3 separate regions of the Homo sapiens genome follow, and regions 1 and 3 are each linked to region 2. A link is an interaction called in ENCODE POLR2A ChIA-PET data of the cell type or tissue named here. Cell type or tissue: OCI-LY7. All regions are shown on one strand. Region 1 holds the start of LOC124901528 (small nucleolar RNA U13). Region 2 overlaps LOC101928911 (a long non-coding RNA gene). Region 3 overlaps LOC101928911 (a long non-coding RNA gene).

Region 1 (4,000 bases), 81 kb after region 2:
GTTTGAGGATGGCCCATCTCACACATGTGCATGATCACCCAATCATCTTGCTCATGAACTACAAAAGGATCTAATATGTATTCTTTCAGATACATATTACACACACACACACACACACACACACACACACACGCAAATATATATATGTGTGTGTATACATATATGTATGTACCCCGAATATACTATGTATAGTACATAATACATACTCTATATGTTAACAAAAATGGGGTCATATTATCCACTCTTTTCTGTGCCTTGCTTTTTTTATTTTTCTGAGATAGAGTCTTGCTCTGTCACTCAGGCTGGAGTGCAGTAGCATGACCTTGGCTCACTGCAACCTCTGCCTCTTGGGTTCAAATGATTCTCGTGCCTCAGCCTCCCAAGTAGCTGGGACTACAGGTGTGTGCCACCATGCCTGGCTAATTTTTGTATTTTTAGTAGAGACAGGGTTTTACCATGTTACCCAGGCTGGTCTTAAACTCCTGACCTTACGTGATCCACTTGCCTCTGTCTCCCAAAGTGCTGGGATTGCAGGCATGAATCACCATGCCTGGCTTTTTTTTTTTCTCTACAATTTGTCATATACATTTTACATACCGATCCATCTCATTCTTTATAATTTTTATAATGGTCTCTCAGCATTCTTTTGTACCATAATCTCTGCCCTCCGCTGAAGGGCATATAGGATGTTCTAAGTTTTTCTTAAATACTGAAATACTGCAATAAACATATATGTAGATATATGCCTATGCATGTTCTGATTATTTCCTTAGGATAAATTTGTGTAAGTAAAATAACTGGGTTAAAGCTTATGCACATTTAAAATATTAAAACATAATGCCCAATAGGACACCAGAAAAATCATATCACCTTCCTCTCTTAGCAAGTTTCCTTCAGTTACCTTTATTTTTCATTGTTGCCAATCTGACAGTCCAAAAAAAAAATTAGTACCTCACATTGTTGTACTAATTTGCATTTCTTTGAATATTAGTGAAGACGAGTATCTTTTCAAGTGTTTGTTAGCCATTTGGTTTTTTTCTTCTACAAATTGTTTGAAATTATGTGTCTGCACTACTCAATCTGTTTAATCCCCCCATCCCATATATACGTACATTTGATTGAGAGTATCAGGGGCAGGTATGTGATAGGAGCTGAGCCAATAAATTCCCTCTTCCAGGAATTTGGGTTGGAGAATAGGGCACCTCTAGTCTGCTGTATTTAAGCCAGGAAATCATGCAGTGCTGTCTGGGTCAACAATTTTTTATCATGTACATCATAAAAAGGAGAAAGTAGGTTTGCAGAATGAAAAGAAACAGGGATACCTTGGAAGCAGAAGAGATGAGGGCTTGTGGCCTTGATCACATCCTTTCTCCAGGCCTGTGAGAAAGTTCTGTGTCCTTAAGCTAGTTTGATTGGATTTCTGTTAAGATAAGCAGTATCACAAGTTCTCTTCATAGGAATGTTAGGGTGGGGAGGGAGGAAATGGTTTTGAAAGAATATTCTGATCTTTATTTTCCTCCCTCCTGGTTCCTAAGAAGCCCAAAGAGACCCTAACAAATCTGGGATCCCAAGCTTTGAGGCAAGCCAAAGCAAAAAATTGCACAATGGACCACATGTGTCATCACTGTATTACTCCTTCAACTTGCTCTTCTAGGATTCCCCATCTGATCAGTTGCCACTCAGCTCCCTGTCAGCCTGATCTCAATACTGCAGCGTTACCATAGTATTGGCTCTGTTTATTGAGCACTCACTATGTACTTGCTAAGTGCTTTGCATACATTAATTATTTGACCATAGTGCGTATATTATTGCTCAATTTGACAGAAAAGGAAATGATGGCTTAGGGAGGTTTAGTAAGTTGCCCAAGAACACTCAGCTAGAAAGTGGAGGAGCAGGTTTCCAGTTTCTGCTGTCTGATTCTGCTATACCTCCTGCTCCAGGCCAGCTTGGCGACTACAGCCCAGAACTTAGGGGACATTGGCTTCTAGGGCAGAATCGTGGTCTCCAAGATTACGACTTCAGGCGCCCTCTTACTACCACCTTCAGATCCTTGTCTTTCTTAGAACAGGAGGTACACTAATAACCTAGCAGCTAGCACATTTCTGGCCACAGGCAGCGCAGCCTCCCTGCCCACTTCCAGTGTGAGGTTTATGCCGGGACCCTTTGTTGAGTAAGCAAGCTCTGAAGGTTGTGCAGGTACGTCCTAAAGATGGGCTGGGTTTAACAAAGGTGTACTCACTCTCCTCTCTACACTGTCTTCCCTTAGACACAGGCTTCCCATCCCCCCTGTGGTCTATGTCCTCTATAATAATGATAGCAAACACTTATATAGAGTTGGTCATTCAAAGCCCTCTACATATACTAGCTCATTTGCTCCTCATATCAGCCCTTAGAGTTAGATACTATTAATATCCCTGTTTGGGAGGCCAAGGCAGGATGATTGCTTGAGGTTAGGAGTTTGAATCCTGCCTGGGCAATATAGTGAGACCCTGTTTTTACAAAAAATTAAAAGATTAGCTTGGCATGGTGGCATGTGCCTGTAGTTCCAGTTACTTGGGAGGCCGAGACGGGAAGATCACCTGAGCCCAGGAGTTTGAGGCTGCAGTGAGTTATGATTGTGCCACTGCACTCCAGCCTGGATGAAATGGATGATAGAGTGAGACTCTGTTTCTGAATAAATAAGTAAATACAAAAATAAATAACCATCCCTATTTCAAAGATAAGGAAATGGAAGCATAGACAGGTTAAGTGACATGCTCAAGGTCACACAGCTAGTAAACAGCAGCCAGGATTCCAACCCAAGTATCAGACACTCCTTTGAGTAGTTGATGAAAGCTAAGACTTGCTCCTTAGAAAAATGCATGTATTTGTGATTTTGTATAGTGTCAGGGTTTCATGTCAAGGAATCCCCCTATTGTAGGTCGAGCACTTTGCATAGGAGGGCTCAGAAAATTTAGATGTCCTCAGGGGCCAGGCAGGAATGTTAATGAGTGAAGGGGCTAGATGTGAAGAAAGACAGTGGGCCTGCAGAGTTTTTTCTTCCCAAAAGCACTCTGATGAGAACAACCAACCAAAGCAAATCCCCTATACTGGACCAGGAAAACTCACTTGTAAGCTGACCTCAATCAACTATTATACAATCAGTTGGCGCTTCTGTTAGAACACAGCATAGGCCCTTATTTGCTATAGACTCCCAGCAGGTCTGTCTGGTGATCCTAATATTCTGGTATGTTGAACTGCTCTCCCAGCTCAGGGTGGACCTACAGCTTATTCCAGGCAGAATCCCCCCATATGAACTCTAGAGCTGATTTCCACTTGACTTTCACCAAACCTCTGGGTATCCAGGACCCCAGCTACTCTTACTTGGGCTTCTGATGGGCTAAGGATGTTTTGAAGGTGCAGTTGTTCAGGTTGCATGAGGCAAATGGTGTTACTCCTGCAGACAGTCATGAACATGGAGAGGGAATAGCTGGCTCTCAGAGACTCTGGATTTAGGCAATGGCAGTTCCCAGCTCCCAGGTGGCTCCTGGACTCTGGAAGATGGCCCACTGTAGCTGAGATGTGTCTGGTTTCTGTCTTCCTGGCCTCTTCAGCCCAGTCCTCTCGTTTTTGATCCCCTAATCTCCCTCTTGTCTTTGTTCTTCCCTACACCCACTCTCAGGAAGTTAGAAATATTTTTCTAGTCCTGGGAAAGCTGCCCTCTCTCAATACTGCTGCTATTTTTTCTCAGTGGCACTTGCTCCATTTTGTTATTACTGCCTCAAAGCACTGGGCATAATTCGCTTAATAGGTTTAGGCTTTTTGGAAACACAAAAGCTAGAAACCATTTCTGCTTTCCACTTGGTAATGTTCCTCTTCTGAAGCAATGAATCACGTGCTCGAATGTGATGCAAGGAATACATGCTTGAATGGAATGGAGTGGGAGAGAAAAAGAAGGGTGGAAATATGGGAGAAAAAAGTTACCATTAATTATTAAAAATATTATTCTATCACATATTCA
Region 2 (4,000 bases):
CTATATCATTCACAATATGCACAACATGATCCAAAATTACAAGACATAAGAAAAAATGGGAAAATATGACTCATATACAAGAAAAATGACAATCAATGGAGACTCCTAAGATGATTTATATGTTGGAATTAAGAAACAAAAGTTTTAAAACAGCCATTATAATTACGCTCAAATATATAAAGGAAATATACTCATAACAAATGAGCAGAAAGAAAATCACAACAGAGAAATAGAAAAGAACCAAATGAAAATACTAGAATTACAAAATATAATATCTGCAATTTTAAAAACTCACTGATGGGCTTAACAATGAATTGGAAATGACAAAGGAAAGGGTCAGTAAATGTGAAGATAGATCAAAAGAATTACCCAATCTAAAAACAGAAAAGTCTGGGGGTGGTGGCTCATGCCTGTAATCCCAACACTTTGGGAGGCCGAGGCGGGCAGATCACCTGTGGTCAGGAGTTCAAGACCAGCCTGGCCAACATGGTGAAACCCCGTCTCTGCTAAAAATACAAAATTAGCCGGGCATGGTGGTGAGTGCCTGTAATTCCAGCTACTCTGGAGGCTGAGACAGGAGAATCGCTTGAACCCGGGAGGCGGAGGTTGCAGTCAGCCGAGATTGTGCCACTAGACTCCAGCCTGGGCAACAAGAATGAAACTCTGTCTCAGAAATAAATTAAAAATATAAATAAAAACAGAAAAAAAATTGAAAAAGAGGAGAGCCTCCAGGACTTGTGAGAAAGCAAAGAATAACATGTATAACATACACGTAATTATAGTCCCAGAGGAAGAGAAAAGAGAAGGAATGGGACACAAAAAATTTCTGAAGAAATAATGAGAGGAAGATTACCAAACTTGCTAAAGGACATACATTTAAAGATTCAGTAAACCCCAAGCAGGATAAATACAAAGAAAACTATACCTATGTACATCTTACCCAAACTGTTGAAACCCAAAGACAAAAAAAAAAATCTTGGAAGCATCAGAGTAAAGCACTCATTATATACAGGAAAACAATACAGATGATAGCTGATTTCTCATTAGGAAAAAAAAAAAAAAGAAGCCAGAAGAGAGTAAAAAAAAAATTTTTTTTTTTTTGAGACAGAGTTTCGCTCTTGTCACCCAGCCTGGGGTGCAATGGCTTGATCTCGGCTCACTGCAACCTCCACCTCCCAGGTTCAAGTGATTCTCCTGCCTCAGCCTCCTGAATAGCTGGGATTACAGGCACACACCACCACGCCCAGCTAATTTTGTATTTTTAGTAGAGACAGGATTTCACCGTGTTGGCCAGGCTGGTCTCAAACACCTGACCTCAGGTGATCTGCCCGCCTCTGCCTCCCAAAGTGCTAGAATTACAGGTGTGAGCCACTGTGTCCGGCCAAGAGTAAAATATTTTTAAGGTGCAAAAGGAAAAATGGTAAAACCTAGAGCTAGGATTCTATATCTAGTAAAAATATCCTTCAAGACTGAAGGCAGAATAAAGACGTTTTCTTATAAATGAAAACTAACAATGTTTGCTGTCTGCACCACAAGAAATGCTTAAGAAAGTTTTTCAGGCTAACAGGAAATGATAGCAGATGGAAATTTGGATTTCCCAAAACATTCTTTACAAATGGTAACTAGATGGGTAAATATAAAAAACAATATTTATTATTTTTCTCTAAAATACGTATCACTGTTGAAAGTAAAAATTATAGCATCATAATTGAGGGGTTTAAATCATGTGTATATGGAATATATATAACACCTGTAGTATAAAGGAGGAAGTTGATGGTAAAGCACAGATGGCCAGTGAAAGCGAAACTCCCTGGCAGACTTCATTTTTTATGTATAACTTACATTTAGTAAAGTGCAAAGATCTAAGTGTGCACTTGATGAATTTATGCGCATAACCACCACCGAGATCAAGATTTAAAATATTCTGACTCCCCCAAAACGTTCCCTTGTGTCCCTTCCCATTTGATGCCACTCATCTCGCCTCTATCACCATAGATTAGTGTTACCTGTAGACACCCATTTTCTCCATGTTTCCTTTTCCCACTTCTCAGTCCTCTGTTTTCCCTTGTTGCCTTTAGGGCTGTATTGGCACCTCTGTCAAAGGCTCATTAGAGGGATATGTATATCTATTCCTCAGAGCTACATAGATAAATTAATTTCTAAAACAAATTAATTTCTATTCCTCAGAGCTACATAGATAAATTAATTTCTAAAACAAGAGGCATGGAGCCGAGGAAGACAAAAGGGAGTATGAGTAGAAGAACGGGATTCTTCCCTGAACATGCCCTGCTTACTAGCTACATGGAATGAAAACAAGCACCACTTATGTTTCATCGAAACTCCACTTTCTCCAACAAGCCTGTAAAAGCCATGGAGTCTGCCTGTCATGATCCAGCAGGCAGGACTTCTGGTCCCAACTTTCTCAGATTTTACAGCCTCTGTAAGTGTGCTTCAAAGCTCTTCCCCAGGGCTGTTCCAGCAGCACCGAGTGCCCACAGCAGCCAAAGGCACCCTCACATCAAGTCCCAGAACTTGATAATGATGATGTTGGCCTTGAGTGGAGGGTTGCTGATTAGGAGACAGTAGGTGGGGGAATGCAGCAAGCTCTGAACACAAGTTAATTAATGACCACAGTGTGTGCAGTTAATGCTAACATCAAAAGCCAGCAGCATGAAGGGCTCTTTGATCTCCAGTTCAGTACCCTTTCAAGTTGTCCCCTTTATCTTGCCCAGAAAGTTCTTGCTTCTTTCTGCCTTGATTTTTAGGAAGAATTTTAATAAGAATGACCTCCAGCCCCATCCACATACCCCGTGGCAAGCAGGAAATGGGCTAGAGCAGCATCCTGAATACACAGTTAGATCCCTGCATCTCATTGTTACCAAAAGGCTCCAGTTCCCAGTGACATAAAGTGGAATCACAGCTGTCCTTTTAAAAAAAGCTTGTGCACAGGAAACCTGTATAAGAAGGTTCTCAGCAGCATTCTTGATAGGAGTCAAAAGCTAGAAACAGCTAAAATGTCCAGCAACAATAGAATGAATACATTGCTGGGTGTTCTAACAATGGAATAATATATATCCATGAAAATGGACATGACACAGCTCCATGTGACCACATAGATGTATTTAACAGGCATAATAATGGATGAAAGAAGCCAGGAGTAAAATAATAAATGCTACATAATCTCATTTATATAAATTTAAAAACATGCAAGACTAAATTATAATGTTTCTAGGGTGAATAGTTAGGCAGCAAAAGCATAAAAGAGAAGCAAAGAAACAATTACATTAAAATCAGGGAGGACAAGGGCTTCACTCCTTCAGAAGAAACTAAAAGACTTTCTGTGAAAAAAAATTAATGATACCCAATGTTAGCAAAGATGTAGGAAAAGAGGCATTCTTGTACAATTCTAGTGGGAGGGTGAATTGGTACATCATTTCCATTACTTTTGTAACCTAACTATTCACCTAGAAACACTGTAATTTAGCCTTGAGTGTTTTGAAATTTATATAAATGGGCTCATACAGCAAGTTGGCAATGTGAATTAAATGTCTTATAAAAATGCACGCTGGTTGATCCACGAATTTCCTTTTGATCTCAAGGAAGTTATCAGCTGGGTACTTCAAGATCTATACACAAACCTGTTCATTTCAACATTATTTATAAAAATGGTTTCTAGTAGCACACCCAGATATTTGGATCTTACCAAATACCTTGCAGCAGAGCTATATGGAGATGCAAATATTTTCACCAAATATTATTGAAAACATTTCTCATGTGGTCCATTTTTAATTATAGAAAGCATAAATACATATTTAAATGTGTTGTAGGATATTTCACAAAATGTTAACATGACCCTGGGCAAGGAAAAATCATGGGTGATATATTTTTCATCAATAGTCTGTATTTTATGTATTTTTTCCCAAAAATGGACATGCATTTTAACTGTATAAAAAATTCAAGGCCGGGCACAGTGGCTCATGACTGTAATCCCAGCACTTTG
Region 3 (4,000 bases), 61 kb before region 2:
ATATTCTTAAGAAAAGATATACCAACTAAAAAGCATAGCAAATAACATACTTCTTAAGGAAACTCTACAGATAGTTTCCAGAACATGCAGTTTCTAAAGTTCACAGTGGTTCTAATGCATCATTTTTAAATAAACTCAAAGTTCACTGAACAATGTATTATTAGAGTGGCTCCCTTTTGGGAGAAATAATAATATATCATTCCATAAGATTACCAAGCAGATACCTGGGGACACCTTCCAAAAGTCAGCATCCTTACCTCAAATTTCATAATCAACTCCATTGGTGGACCACAGTGAACTGACTAGTGTCAGGCCTCTGAGCCCAAACCAAGCCATCGCATCCCCTGTGACTTGCACGTATATGCCCAGATGGCCTGAAGTAACTGAAGAATCACAAAAGAAGTGAAAATGCCCTGCCCTGCCTTAACTGATGACATTCCACCACAAAAGAAGTGTAAATGGCCGGTCCTTGCCTTAACTGATGACATTCCACCACAAAAGAAGTGAAAATGGCTGGTCCTTGCCTTAAGTGATGACATTACCTTGTGAAAGTCCTTTTCCTGGCTCTTCCTGGCTCAAAAAGCTCCCTCACTGAGCACCTTGCAACCCCCACTCCTGCCCACCAGAGAACAAAGCCCCTTTGACTGTAATTTTCCTTTACCTACCCAAATCTTATAAAACGGCCCCACCCCTATCTCCCTTCGCTGACTCTCTTTTCGGACTCAGCCCGCCTGCACCCTGGTGATTAAAAGCTTTATTGCTCACACAAAGCCTGTTTGGTAGTCTCTTCACACGGACGCGCATGAAAACTAGCATCAAGAGGATGTTGGCCATCTGAAAAGCTTGGTATTTTTAAACAGACACAACTAAAAGGAGAAAGGATTGCCTGAGATAGAGAACCTTGGAAATGGTGATGTTAAAGCAACTAACGTTCCAACCTCCTGCCAGCATAGAGTCCCACTGCCTTGACAGTTTCAGGGAAAGGAGGAAGACACATGAGACTGACAATTATAACACATCCTTTAACATTAATTCCTGTGGATACACAAGGACAAATCATCAAACTATCTATTTGACATGACTCAGAGAAGCACTAGGTTCAAATAACCTTGCATGGATCCATGAAGAACAGCCTGAGAGGTAGTTCTTCTACTACAGGGTTGATCTACATGTTATGTAGATAAGGGAGGCAGAATTAGAGCTAATTTCCTCCAGAGATTCAAGTCTAGTCTACATTATATTCTCATTAATTACTTATCAAAATATGGCTTAACACTTAGTCAAAGGCCAGACCGAAGTATAATCGAGCCGAGTGGCTTGATGTCAGTCCAAGCACCATAGAGTATCATTACAGTGAAGACTTGAATTACAATGCACAGCTTAGTCCTTCAGATGACACAAAGTAGGGTGGAGCTGTTTGGCAGTCATGGTATCCTAATTAAAAGCACTTGTAATTTTAAAAATAGGAAAAGATGCTCAACTTCATTAGTCATCAAGGAAGCACAAATTAAAGCACATGTGATGCAATTACATACCACTAGAATGGCTAAAATGAAAAAGACTGACAATACAAAGTGTTGGTGAAGGTGTGGAGCAATAAGCACTCTCAAACTCATGGGGGTTTAAATTGGCCCAACCAGTTTGGAAAAACTGTTTGTCAATATCTAGTAAAGCTGAGCATACACATACCTGATGACTCCACGATCCCATCTCTAGGTCTATACCCAACAGAAATGGGTACGCATGTTCACCAAATCACTTCCACCTTTAGGCTATTGTAAAGAGTGCTGCTATAGATATTCTTCACAGAGTATTCAAAAGTTCGAAAACAGGCAAAACCAATCGATGGTGTCAAGAAGTCAGAATAGTGATACTATTGGGGCAGGGAGAGAATGTTGCTGGTAATATTCTGTTTCTTGATCCAGACATTGGTTACACAGGTCTGCTCACTTTGCCAAAAAAAAATTTTTTTTTTTGAGATGGAGTCTCGCTCTGTTGCCCAGGCTGGAGTGCAGTGGCGCGATCTCGGCTCACTGAAAGCTCCACCTCCCGGGTTCATGCCATTCTCCCACCTCAGCCTCCCATGTAGCTGGAACTACAGGCGCCCACCACCATGCCCGGCTAATTTTTTTGTGTACTTTTAGTAGAGACAAGGTTTCACCATGTTAGCCAGGACGGTCTCGATCTCCTGACCTCATGATCCGCCCACCTTGGCCTCCCAAAGTGCTGGGATTACAGGTGTGAGCCACCATGCCTGGTCCACTTTGCAAAAATTTATTGAGCTGTCTACTTATAATTTGTATACTTATAATAGTATTGTATTCTATATGATATGGCCGAATTTTGTCCCCACAAAATTATATGTTGAAGCCCTAATACCCAATGTGATGGTATTTGGAGCCAGGACCTTTGGGAGATAAATGGGTTTAGATGAGGTCATAAGAATGGGGCTCTCATGATATGATTAGTGTCCTTATAATAAGAGACACCAGGGAGCTTGGTCTCTGTCTTTCTGCCATGTGAGGACACAGCAAAAAGGCGACTGTCTGCAGTCTAGGAAGGAGGTACTCATTGGAACCAAATATGCCAGCACCTTGATTTTGGACTTCCCAGCCTCCAGAGCTATGAGAAATAAATGCCTGTTGTTTAAGCCACATAGTCAAGGGTATTTTGTAAGAGCCCGGCAAAAGGAGGAAGCTAGGCATGTGTGAGGCCACCTTCATCATTTTCTTCCTATAATCAAATTGGACACAGGAAACGATTTCCTTATAAAAAGAGAATTGAAAGAGTCAATATAAGTTCCCCCAAGTTATTCCTCCTTGATTATTTGGGTCTGTCAAGTGAAGTGCTTACAGTTTTAATGGCCAGACAGTGCTTACAACTTTAGCTGTGTTTTGCCTGTGTAAAGACAAGTTTGGTATTCAACGCTAAGACTAACAAAGTTATAGAAAAATGCATAAGTGCAATTTTAACTCTATTAGAGATGCAAACCTTTGGGAACATGGATATGTGCTTTTACCTATTTTAAGTGTGAAAATGGAATGTGATTAAGAACAACCACCCTGTTAGATAATATGCATCTTTAGAAATGGACCTGTGATAAGCTTTTAGTGGTAATTTAGTAACTAGCTATAAATATTGACCATAAAACTTAGTTAGCAGAGCATCTCAGAATGTTTTTATTTATTAATAATGAAAGTTTATAGAGCTCTTTCTGGAATGGTTGTTTGGGCCCAGAATCTAACTTCACACCACTCTTTGGTCTGTGTCTGCCTGAGGCAGTGATTCATCTTAGACATCCTCTGGAGACCCCTCCAACTTCTGTGGTTCTGCAATAAAGAGATAACCTACAAGAAAGAAATCAGCATGCAAAGAAAACATCTTCATTGGAACACTCGTTCTGGTATGGATTCTCCAAATTATCTTTTCCTAGGAATTCGAGACTATTGTTCCTTCTTAAATCGGGAAGAAGAATATTTAGGTATAAATCTCCTACACTTCCTGATCTCCACAACAGAAAAAAGAATCAAACAATTTATCACTCTGATACTGAATCGAGAGTGGTTAAAAGTAGTAAATTAGTAGAGAATCTTATGGCTGTACAGAGCCACAGTAAAATAATCAGCAAGATAAGAAAAGAGAAAGAAAACGAGCAACAGAGAGAGAACCAAGGAGATTCCAGGTAAATAATTCTCATTTTTTTAGGATATTGGCCTGAGGCATTTTTGTGAATTTTAGATAAAGATATTCAGCCTCTGCAGAAACCTTTAATGAAACACCCAACCCAACAATAATGTATTTTCCTGCTGTGGCAGAAGACTGCAATTCCATTTTCCAATGGTCATGATCTATATTTCTGCACAAGAAAGAGGGCCAAGTAAACAGGATTTTTCCATAAGGCAATTAAGGTAGAACATGGATTAGGATGAAAATAAAATGACTCTTTATCTTCTTTTATGTAAATATTTTTCCTAATATACCACCTGCTGGAAGCCCGTGG

Evidence for each region. ChIA-PET counts read pairs that join two places held together with the same protein. Peaks named below come from ENCODE experiments on the same cell type or tissue, not always from the same donor. Only the 100,000 strongest peaks of a DNase experiment are listed, where the experiment ranks them.
Region 1: POLR2A ChIA-PET joins it to region 2 with 7 read pairs; 7 of 35 experiments call an interaction of 5 or more read pairs at or near these places.
Region 3: POLR2A ChIA-PET joins it to region 2 with 5 read pairs; 3 of 35 experiments call an interaction of 5 or more read pairs at or near these places.

The regions. Positions count from the first base shown.
Region 1 is chr6:87,716,985-87,720,984 of GRCh38, reverse strand. LOC124901528 (small nucleolar RNA U13) reads right to left here and starts at 70; the gene lies at 1-70. In OCI-LY7, no CTCF peak of the experiment used is centred here; no DNase peak of the experiment used is centred here.
Region 2 is chr6:87,797,652-87,801,651 of GRCh38, reverse strand. The region is part of intron 2 of LOC101928911 (a long non-coding RNA gene); the gene reads right to left. Among named protein-coding and RNA genes, the nearest start is that of AKIRIN2, 97 kb to the right of the region's middle. RefSeq lists enhancers at 1,719-1,788, 2,427-2,928. In OCI-LY7, no CTCF peak of the experiment used is centred here; DNase peaks (open chromatin) are centred at 1,801, 2,621 and 2,931; H3K4me3 peaks cover 3,646 bases; H3K27ac peaks cover 4,000 bases.
Region 3 is chr6:87,858,668-87,862,667 of GRCh38, reverse strand. All of the region lies in intron 2 of LOC101928911 (a long non-coding RNA gene), which reads right to left. Among named protein-coding and RNA genes, the nearest start is that of AKIRIN2, 160 kb to the right of the region's middle. RefSeq lists an enhancer at 167-980. In OCI-LY7, no CTCF peak of the experiment used is centred here; no DNase peak of the experiment used is centred here.